3 separate regions of the Homo sapiens genome follow, and regions 1 and 3 are each linked to region 2. The links are chromatin contacts, found by Hi-C or POLR2A ChIA-PET in ENCODE. All regions are on one chromosome and are shown on one strand. Each heading gives the region's core, a stretch centred on a gene start or an enhancer-like site at or near the end of the contact. The rest is flanking DNA. Distances are from core to core; before and after follow the strand shown.

Region 1 (3,196 bases), core at 254-2,753, 770 kb before region 2:
TTATTCAGGAAGCTGAGGCAGGAGAATCGCTTGAACCCAGGAGGCGGTAGTTATGGTGAGCAGAGATCATGCCACTGCACTCCAGCCCAGGTAACAGAACAAGACCCTGTCTCAAAAAAAATAGGGCTACATTATTTATGAAACAGATACTGTTGACTCAGTCACCAGAAAGTGAAGGTCGCCAACATCAGACAAATTCACTGGAGGACCTATGTATGTGCTTTGAAAGACAACACTGCTTTGGTAAAGAATACTGTATTTCAGAAAAACATAATCATATTAACAACTAATAACACTGTAAAATGCTGATGTGTTGAATGCTACTTTAGAAAAACATGTTCAAGTCTAGGAAAAAGATTTCCGATAGAAAACTACGTATCAATTACCTAGCTAGCTAGCTATCTAGAGACAAGGTTTCATTCTATTGCTCAGGATGGAGAGCAGTGGGATGACCATAGCTCACTGCAGCCTTCAGCTCCTGGCCTCAACTTATCCTCCTGCCTCAGCCTCTTAAGTAGCAGGGCCACAGGTGGACACAGGTACACCTGGCTTTTTTTGTTTGTTTTGTATAAACAGGGTTTCACTACATGGCCCAGGCTGGTCTCAAGCTCTGGAGTCTTGCTCTGTCGCCCTGACTAGGGTGCAGTGATGCTTCTCGGCTCACTGCAACCTCCGCCACCTGGGTTCAAGAGATTCTCCTGTCTTAACCTCCTGAGTAGCTGGGACTACAGGCATGCACCACCATGCCCGGCTAATTTTGTATTTTTAGTAGAGATGGGATTTCTCCATGTTGGTCAGGCTGGTCTTGAACTCCCAACCTCAGGTGATCAGCCCGCCTCAGCTTCCCAAAGTGCTGAGATTACAGGTGTGAGCCACCGCGCTCGGCCTAATTTTTGTATTTTTTTGTAGAGACTGGGTTTCACCATATTGGCAAGGATGGTCTCAAACTCCTGACCTCAGGTGATCCACCCGCCTCGGCCTCCCAAAGTGTTGGGATTACAGGCGTGAGCCACCGCACTTTCTTATGTTATTAAATAGCCTAGCCCAGGAGGGTGCGGTGGCTCACGCCTGTAATCCCAACAACTCTAAAGGCCAAGGTGAGAAGATCGCTTGAACCCAGGAGTTCGAGACCGGCCCGGGCAACATAGCAAGACCCCCCCATCTCTACGAAAGATACAAAAATTAGGCCAAGCGTGCACCGCGCCTGGCTAATCTTTGTATCTTCCGTAGAGACGGGGTTGCGTCATGTTGCCCAGGCGCATCTCGAACTCCTGAACACAAGCCATCCTCCTGCCTCGGCCTCCCAAAGTGCCGGGATAGCACGGCCCAGGCAGCCTCATGTGTTCTTTAAGCAGTCCCTCCCGGTTGTACACTTGCATAGTTTTCTTTTTTATTTTTTTATACAGGGTTTACCTCAGTCTCGCAGGCAGGAGTGCTGTGGTGAGATCACAGATCATTGGAGCCTTGAATCTTGGGGTTCAAGTAGCTGGGAGGCTGAGGTTGGACTACAGAGGTGGGGTTGCGCCATATTGCTAGGCTGCTCTTGGCCTGAAGGGATCCTCCTTCCTGGCCACGCCCGGACACATAGTTTTCCATTTTTGACCGACATAAATACTGTGCTGGGTGGGAGTTTGTCAACTACCCCTTTCCAGCCAGCAACACACAGGAACTGGCGGGGAGGTCGCGGTTACCAGGCTCCACTCTGAGAAGACTGCCCAGCTCCAGGCACTGTACAGCCCTTGTGACGTGACAGAAGGCCCGCCCCTGTGACGTCACCGAAGGCGCCCCCCAAGATGTCGCAAAGGCCCGCCCCTCACGCAGAGCCAATCGGAACTCCAGGTGCTGGGTCTTCCAGGAGAGCGCCTGCGCGGGAGGGTGACCACAGGCGGCCGGGCGGGATGTCCTGTCCGCCGTCTTCAGCCCAGCCGCCACCACCCATAAGCTATGAGGAGGAGTTTACGACCACCTGGACTACTACCACCTGCGTGACTTCCCGGCCTGAGGGGTCCGCGCAGCAAAGGCCTGACGCTGCTGGAGCAGGCGCTGCGCACCTACCGGCTGGCGCCTGGTAGGCACGAGTGCAGGGTCGCCCAGAAGCTCCTCAATGGCCGGCGCAAGTGCCAGCCAGCGCCAGCTGCAGCCCTGGCCGCGCACTCGCCTCAGCTGAGCCTGGGTATGTGCACCCCCCAACACTTCCCCCAGCCATGTTCCCGGGACCTCGGGAGCGTCCCCCACCGCCCGGTGCCATTCGTGCTGGGCAGGGTCGGCCCCCTTTGAGGCTGCCCCGCGTTAGGGAGCTGCACCGCACCCCCACCAGCTTGACCTCTGACTGCCGTTGCAATAGCATTAAAGCCTTTGGAACTTTGTAGGTGGGTAGAAGGGGCTAGGAAACGAAGAAAACATCTTTTTAAAAATTTATATAAGGGACTGGCCGGGTGCGGTGGCTCACACCTGTAATCCCAGCACTTTAGGAGGCCGAGTGGGTGGATCACCAGGTCAGGAGTTGAAGACCAGCCTGGCCAGCATGGTGAAACCCCGTCTCTACTAAAAATACAAAAATTAGCTAGGCGTGGTGGCGGGCGCCTGTAATCCCAGCTACTCGGGAGGCTGAGGCAGAGAATTGCTTGAACCCGGGAGGTGGAGGTTGCAGTGAGCCGAGATCGCGCCATTGCACTCCAGCCTGGGCAACAAGAGCAAAACTCCGTCTCTAAATAAATAAATAAGATTTTCAAGGCGAGGCATGGTGGGTCACACCTAAATAAGTAAATAAATAAATAAAATGGATTTTCGGCTGGGCATGGTGGCTCACGCCTGTAATCCCAGCACTTTGGGAGGCCGAGGCGGGCGGTTCATGAGGTCAGGAGATCGAGACCATCCTGGCTAACACGGTGAAACCCCGTCTCTACTGAAAATACACACAAAAAAAAATTACCCAGGCGTGATGGCGCGCGCCTGTAGTCCCAGCTACTGGGAAGGCTGAGGCAGGAGAATGGCGTGAACCCGGGAGGCATAGTTTGCAATGAGCCGAGACCGTGCCACTGCACTTCAGCCTGGGTGACAGCGAGACTCCGTCTCAAAAAAATAAATAAATTAAAAAAATAAAATAAAATGGATTTTCAAGGCCAGGCATAGTGGGTCACACCTATAATCCCAGCACTTTGGGAGGCCAAGGCAGAAGGATTGCTTGAGCCCAGGA
Region 2 (3,479 bases), core at 478-2,977:
AGAGAAAACCAACGACCCTGTGGAGCATTAAAATAATTAAATAGCTAGCAATTAGGCTGAAGTGGCCATGGTGCCCTGGGATTCTGCCTAAGGAAACCTAACTACGTCGAAGGAATTTCTGGTAAATTATTAACTTTGAGAAACAACAACAACAACAACAAAACAACTTAGGCTTAACCAACCACAAGCTGCCAATAAAAAGCTCTAATTACATAACCAGGACATTTCCACCGGAGGGCTGCAAATGCAATACGTAACTGTAACCAATCAAATATTGAATCTGGTTTGCTTCCTCATACCTCTTAAAAAAAAAAAACAACCTTTTGTTCCAAGACCCTCCTTTGAGCCCCCAAACAACAAATCATAGCTGGGTGTTCTCTGATTGATAAATTACTGTTTGTGCAAGTAAACTATTTGTATTAATCGCTTCTGGCATTACTATAAATACCTCAGACTGGGTAATTTATAAGAGGATTAATTGGCTCATGGTTCCACAGGCTGCATAGAAAGCATAACACCAGCGTCTGCTTCTGGGGAGGCCCCACCCAGAAAGCTTAAAATCATGGATGAAGGTGAAGCAAGAGCTTGAAAAAGAGGCAAGGTGGGGTGCTGTACACTTCTAAATGATGAACTTCAGGGAACTCACTCACTATTGAGAGGACAATACCAAGAGGAATGGTGCTAAACTATTCGTGAGAAATCCGGGCCCACAATCCTTCCACCAGGCCCCACCTCCAACATGGGGGATTACATTTAAATAGGAGATTTGGGCTGGAAAACACATCCAAATTATATCCTAAAGTTGCCTCAATTTAGGCTAGGGTGGTGGGTCATGCACGTAATCCCGGCACTTTAGGAGGCCCGAGGCGGGCGGATCACCTGAGACCTGAGCTCGGGGAGTTCGAGACCAGCCTGAGCAACATGGCAAAAGCCTGTCTCTACAAAAACAAACAAAACAAAATAGGCGTGGTGGCGCACCCCTCTAGTCCTAGCTACTTGGGGGGCTGGGGTGAGAGGATCATCTGAGCCCAGTAGGTGGAGGCTGCAGTGAACCGAAATGCACTTTAGCCTGGGCAACAGAGTGAGACACTGTCTCAAAAATAAATAAATTTAAAAAAGGGCCATGATTTTATTTTTAAAAGGAGAAAGGAGGGACTAGGGACCCCACGGCCCACTGCTTCTTCCACGGAGGAACTCCAGACCCTAAATGAGAATTCCCGTCTTATGACACTCCCAACACCCCCACACAATCTGGAGGAGGGAGACTCGAGGTTGCGGCACAGAGCTGCCCAGGAAGGGATCTGAGCTGGGGAGAAATTCGAGTTTAGGGACAAAACAAGACGTAGCGTTTTGGCTGCTGGCTCAGCCCCTAATCTGCGATGGAGGGAAATGAGGATTGAGCTGTGCCCGCGGGGACTCGGGGATGCAGACTCCAGAGCAGACCGCGAGAAGGCCCAGATACCACCGCAGCCGGTTCCGGCCGGATTCAAACAGCCTCTTCCCCATTCTCGGGACACCCACTCCACGCACTCACCATTTCCCAGCCTCCAGATGTTCCGCCGTCCTCCCTATGGATCTCCCAGTACCTGCAGGTCACAGGATAACAGAAGCTATAGTAGAGTCACCGAGGAACTCCAGGAACGGAGGAGATGGAACAGTGGAGACGCGAACTAGGATCAGAGCCCGGAAGCTAGGAGACAAAGGCCCCGCCATATTGAAGAGGCCGCCTCTTCCTCTGTAGCTGCGCACTTGATTGGACAGTTTCACGCTGGCGCCACTGATTGGCTAGGGCTCCAGGCCCCACCCGTTTCAATCCTAAGTGACAGAAGATGTAATCAGACACTGGGCTGAATGAGGCAAGGGTGACAGGTTTTTGCCTGCAGCGTTTTCAGGCGAGTCCTCCCTGTGCTGGGGGCCTGGCCCTGCCTGAGAGACATTTGTATTTAACCTTGCATATAAGATTATATCACTTTCTGATTATATTTTCGTGTGTGTGTATATATTACATTCTGAATTATAGTTATGTGTATGCTGCAGGCCCTGTCTCAGCATCCTGTCTTTCCCTTTAGCTGCAGGAGATCAAAGTCCTCCAGGAGATGCAGCTGCTTCAGCTGGCTGTAGACAATTATCACCTTCAGTCTGTGAAGCAATTTTGGGTCTGCTTCCAATTAATGGAGTGTCTCAGTGAGACTGAGAGGTGAGGGCCTAGCAGATTGGTTAGAGGTGCCACTCGCCCAGGCCTCCCAAAACACCCTGTCTCTTTCCCACCAAAGCTGAGCCTGCCTGAGGACCTAAACAAGCATGGAGAACCAAGATGGGACCCTAGTCAGGGATAGTGCTGGGCTGTGGGGTAAAGTCAGCTAGGTCAGGGCCTCCAGGTGTGGGGAGGAGCCGGCCTCTTCTGTAGAGCCCTGGGCAAGTCACTGCCCTCTTTGGGCCTCTGTTTTCTTATCTAAAAAATGTAGGGATGATGAGCCTCACAGGGTAATGAGGAGCTTCAAAGGAGAAAAATTTGAGAGTGCTTGTGCCTGGCTCTTCCTGAGAGAGATGATGATGAGAACAATGGTGACGGCTACATATAACTGAGTCCTCACGAGGCCCAGTGAGGTAGGTGTGGTTCCCATCACACTTTCAAGTTGAGAAACAGTCTCAGGGAGGCCTGGCTGCATGCCCAAGGTTCCACACACAGTGAGTGTTGCAGCAGGGAGTGAATCTAGAATCAGAGTTTACTGGAGGTGGCAGGAGCACTGGACCAGCTTGACTCACACCAGTTATCCAGGGTACCAGGTCAATGTAACTGGGCATAACTGGGTGAAGGGAGCATAATATCACTGACCTTGTCCTTGACCCTGGCAGAGGAAGACACCCAAGTTGGCCACCCTAGAGAAGAAACCACAGAAAGCCCAGATGAGGCTAAAGCAGCAAAAAGGCAGGTACCTGTGATGGGGAAGAGCTCCAGGGATTCAGAGGGAAGAGCTCCTCCCTCCCAGCTGGAGGCCTCCACATCAAAAGAGCAAGGGGCCTTTCTCCCTCAGCCCTTCCCTCCTGTGGCAACAGTCCCTGAAATGCCTCTATAAGAGAAATCAGAGTAAAGGCCTGGAAGAGCTGGGCTGAGTGGATTTGGGAAACGGTGGAGCTAGGGACCACATAACATTGTGACTTGTTAAAATCTCACCACAGAGTTAATAAGGGAGTGCTTCATGTTTTTGGAGGCCAGCTAGGAAGAGGGGAGAGAGTTGGAGAGAGGCAGCTGCGTGTCTTTGGCTTTTTCAAGTAAAAGATGTGGATAGGAGAGTCCAGGAGATGGGGGCTTATGAGATTTCAGGGACAGGCCTTGAATGGACACCCAAAAGTGGATACTCATCCCCATCACCACCTGATAGCACAGGGTGTTGCTGACTTTCACCTCCCCACTCTCTCCCAATGTTGCCCCAGCTGCTCACCTTCCTTTTCTTTCTGGGTGTTACATTTCCCTAGAA
Region 3 (3,262 bases), core at 1-2,500, 690 kb before region 2:
TTGAACTCGTGAGCTCAAGTTATCCTCCCAGCTCAGCCTCCTGAGTAGCTGGGACCACAGGTGCACACCAACACGCCTTGCTAACTTTTATTTTTATTTTTGAGACACAGTCTCGCTCTGTCACCCAGGCTGGAGTGCAATGGTGCGTTCTTGGCTCACTGCAACCTCCACCTCCTGGGTTCAAGTGACCCTCCTGCCTCAGCCTCCCAAGTAGCTGGAATTACAGGTGCACGCCACCAGGCCCAGCTAATTTTTGTATTTTTATAGAGACAGGGTTTCACCATGTTGGCCAGGCTGGTCTTGAACTCCTGACCTCAGGTGATCCGCCCACCTCAGCCTCCCAAAGTGCTGAGATTACAGGCGTGAGCCACCGTACCCAGCCCATGGCTAATTTTTAAACTTTTTTGTAGAGATGGAGTCTCACTATGTTGCCCAGGCTGGTCTCAAGCTCCTGGCTTCAAGCAGTCCTCCCACCTCAGCCTCCCAAAGTGCTGGGATTACAGGCATGAGCCACCATGCCCAGCCGCAGAAGGGCAATTATTACACAGTGACAGTGGAAGGAACAGAGACACAGTCGGTGGATGGTGGGAAGATAAGAACATTCACTCTGAGGGCTTCTAGTAACGTTGGAGAAGTGAGCATCAGCTTAGCAGAAGGGAGGGAGGGAAGGAAGCACAGGAGGTTTGAGGAGAGAGAGAGAGGAAGTATGAAATCAGAGCTGCACTTCAATGTGGTGGCTATTGGCCATGTGTGGCTACAGGATAGCTGGAATATGGCTGGTCTGAACTGCGATGTGCTAGAAAGGTAAAATACAGGGTTAGATTTAAAGATTTAGTTCCAAGAATATATACACTACATTAATAATTACATATTGCTCCTATACTAAAATAATATTTTGGATATATTGGGTTATTAAATGGTTAGAATGAATTTCACCTGTTTCTTCTTTCTTCTTAACTACTAGAAAATTTAGAATTCACACATGGCTCACATTTTATTTCAGACGGTTGCCTTACAAGGCAAATGCCGTCTGGGGAGGGCCTGGGTCAGCTCAGGGAGGAAGCTCTGCCTGAAAAGGCTTAGGGTTCACTCTACATTCAGCCCAGCATCTGAGCACGTCTTCTGTCAATCAAGGCCTGAGAGGGTGGGGCCCTAAACATTATCCAATCAGGGACGCTGGGCTGGGACCCGTCCAATCAGGCACTCAGCTGGAGCAGACAGGACGGCTTCCGGGTTTGGTGGGGCCTTTGTCTCTGGCGGCAGCCGGAGCTTCTGGTGTAGTCTTCACTGCTCTGTGTCTTCTGCTCCTAGAGGCCCAGCTTCTGTGGCCTCGTTACCTGCAGGTATTGGGAGATCCACAGCTAAGACGCCAGGACCCACTGGAAGCCTAGAAATGGTGAGAGTGCCGGGTCCGACATCCCGAGAGAGGGGGCGGGGCTGGTTGGAACTGGTGGGAAGTGGCTGTGGCGGGACTCTGGCCTCCCCGCAGCTGGCTCCAAAATCCGCGGCCCCGAGTTCTCCTTGGCGCAGCTCGGCCCTCAGTCCCCTTCAGCCATAGGATGGCGGCCGGGCTGACAGCTCGGACCCCGGGCATCCTGTCTCCTCCCTGCGCAGTGACTGTGCCTTGTTCTGGAGTCCTCTGTGGGCAGCTCTGCCCCCACTGCCGCAGCTCTCCCCGATTGTGCAGGGACCACTGGACGGTCGTCAGGGGAGAATACTGACTCAGGATGCAGAGTTCATGAATGGGAAGAGCTTTGGTCTGCGGGGTTCCCAGTCCCCCTTTTTTTCTATTAAAAATTTGTGGAAGTCTCCGCAGAAATATTAAAGAATTTAATTAAAGAGTAATTCAAGAATTGTAGAGCACCAAGCTATGTTTTGTAGTTTGTGGTTTATGGAAGGGGCTTGAAGAAAACACTTTTATAAAGTGCATGATAAAGGAAAGCAAATTCAATAATTGGTTAGGTAAAGTTATGTAGTTTCTTAATTTGTACGATCAAGGTGGAAATTCCCTGGTCATGTAATGAGAGGTTAATTGGCAGTTTATAGTTGGTTAAGCCTGAATTTTATTTTCCCCCAATGTAATACTTTAGAAAAAAATCATTCGAGTTAGATTTTTTTGCAAGTAGCAACCCTAGGACTGGAGCCACCTCAGTCTAATTGCCTGCCACTTAATTATTTTCACACTCCACAGGGCACTGATTTTCCTCTGCATTTTTCACTTCTGTCTCAAGCAGGGTCTCAAGACTTCTCCCCATTTCCCATTCCTCCAGCCTAACTCTGGCTTGCAGTAAAATACTAAATTTCCAGTTCCTTCTGACATTCCCAAATGCCAATTTCCCCTCCCTAATTCACATTATCAACTATTTGTCCTTTAATGTACACTTTAGTGTACATTTTAGGTACCATATTTTAATTAATCATTTTTTGACAAAGCATTGGCTGGCATTTTAAAAAAGATTTGTTTTCTGTTTGTAAAGATTTCCCAAGAGAAGAAAGCAAAGAATAATCCCCTGACACTGTATTGTAAAAAATGTTCTGTGCCTCCTTTCCTTTTATTGCCTCTAGCCACAGAAACCTTATCAGAATATTTTTGGGTCAGGGTTTCCCTTTGGAAACTTTATAAGGTAATGTGTCCTCAGCCACCCTTCAGTTTTTTCCCTGGTTCTGGGTTTCAGTACTGTCTGGGGATAAATCAAGATATCCACTGTGGCTGTGTATGCTACAATGTCTAGTAAATTTCAGCTCCTGGCCTGGAATGAAACTTCGCATATCTGGGAATGGGAGACAGGACAGCCTGAAGTTGGAGTGTAGCCTCTCAAGGGAGCAGGTGGATGCCCTGAGGCTGAGAGGAGTCTCCTGGGGTACTCTTCCTTTGAAAAGCAAACCCTTAGAGAAGTTAAGATTGTCTTCAAGCAACCCGGGTTCCATTTCTCGAAGACACATTGCTGGTCAGCCAATCAGATGGTGGTAATGAGGGAAAAACAAATAATTACTGCCACCTGGATTCTCCAAGAATTATGAAAGAGAAAATAGTATCCCAAAAGACAAAAAAAAAAAAAAAAAAAAAATCAAACCTGGCCCCAGTGAGATGGTGCAGCAACTTGCAAAGTGAAATGCACCTTGGGGCACTCAATGGGGCCTAGTACAGTGTCTCTGGAGAGGGTGGTCACTGAGCACTTAAGTGAGCAGGATGGGGGTGGGAGAATCTCTCAAGGGATTGGGTGGCCTGACTTGACATATGAGTCAAACACATCTGTTTTTT

Evidence for each region. A loop is a pair of places that touch in the nucleus more often than their neighbours do. ChIA-PET counts read pairs that join two places held with the same protein, here RNA polymerase II (POLR2A). Pooled maps may share reads with other maps.
Region 1: a map with no recorded cell type shows a loop between it and region 2 (14-fold over the local background). The contact joins the enhancer-like site here to the promoter of ZNF736 in region 2. A Hi-C loop is called at or near these places in 2 of 37 single-sample maps with no recorded cell type and 7 of 50 pooled maps. POLR2A ChIA-PET finds 5 or more read pairs at or near these places in 1 of 52 experiments (GM10248).
Region 3: a loop to region 2 is called in a map of CD4-positive, alpha-beta T cell, with 7 times the contacts of the local background. The contact joins the promoter of ERV3-1 here to the promoter of ZNF736 in region 2. A Hi-C loop is called at or near these places in 7 of 168 maps with a recorded cell type or tissue (CD4-positive, alpha-beta T cell, CD4-positive, alpha-beta memory T cell, CD8-positive, alpha-beta T cell and 1 more), 14 of 37 single-sample maps with no recorded cell type and 19 of 50 pooled maps. POLR2A ChIA-PET finds 5 or more read pairs at or near these places in 13 of 52 experiments (CD4-positive, alpha-beta T cell, CD4-positive, alpha-beta memory T cell, CD8-positive, alpha-beta T cell and 9 more).

Annotation. Positions count from the first base shown.
Region 1 is chr7:65,079,924-65,083,119 of GRCh38, reverse strand. No RefSeq gene overlaps it. Among named protein-coding and RNA genes, the nearest start is that of SNORA15B-1, 11 kb to the right of the region's middle. RefSeq lists an enhancer at 1,631-2,525. Within about 2 kb of position 1,503, at least 29 of the 41 ENCODE cell types and tissues checked have a DNase peak (open chromatin) inside an H3K27ac peak, as active enhancers do.
Region 2 is chr7:64,312,209-64,315,687 of GRCh38, reverse strand. It overlaps ZNF736 (zinc finger protein 736), which reads right to left and starts at 1,727. Exons shown (of 4, transcript NM_001170905.3): 1 at 1,535-1,727. The coding sequence starts at 1,537. RefSeq lists an enhancer at 1,495-1,674.
Region 3 is chr7:65,004,675-65,007,936 of GRCh38, reverse strand. It overlaps ERV3-1 (endogenous retrovirus group 3 member 1, envelope), which reads left to right and starts at 1,250. Exons shown (of 2, transcript NM_001007253.4): 1 at 1,250-1,396. It overlaps ERV3-1-ZNF117 (ERV3-1-ZNF117 readthrough), which reads left to right and starts at 1,191. Exons shown (of 4, transcript NM_001348050.2): 1 at 1,191-1,396. RefSeq lists a silencer at 990-1,159 and an enhancer at 1,260-1,319.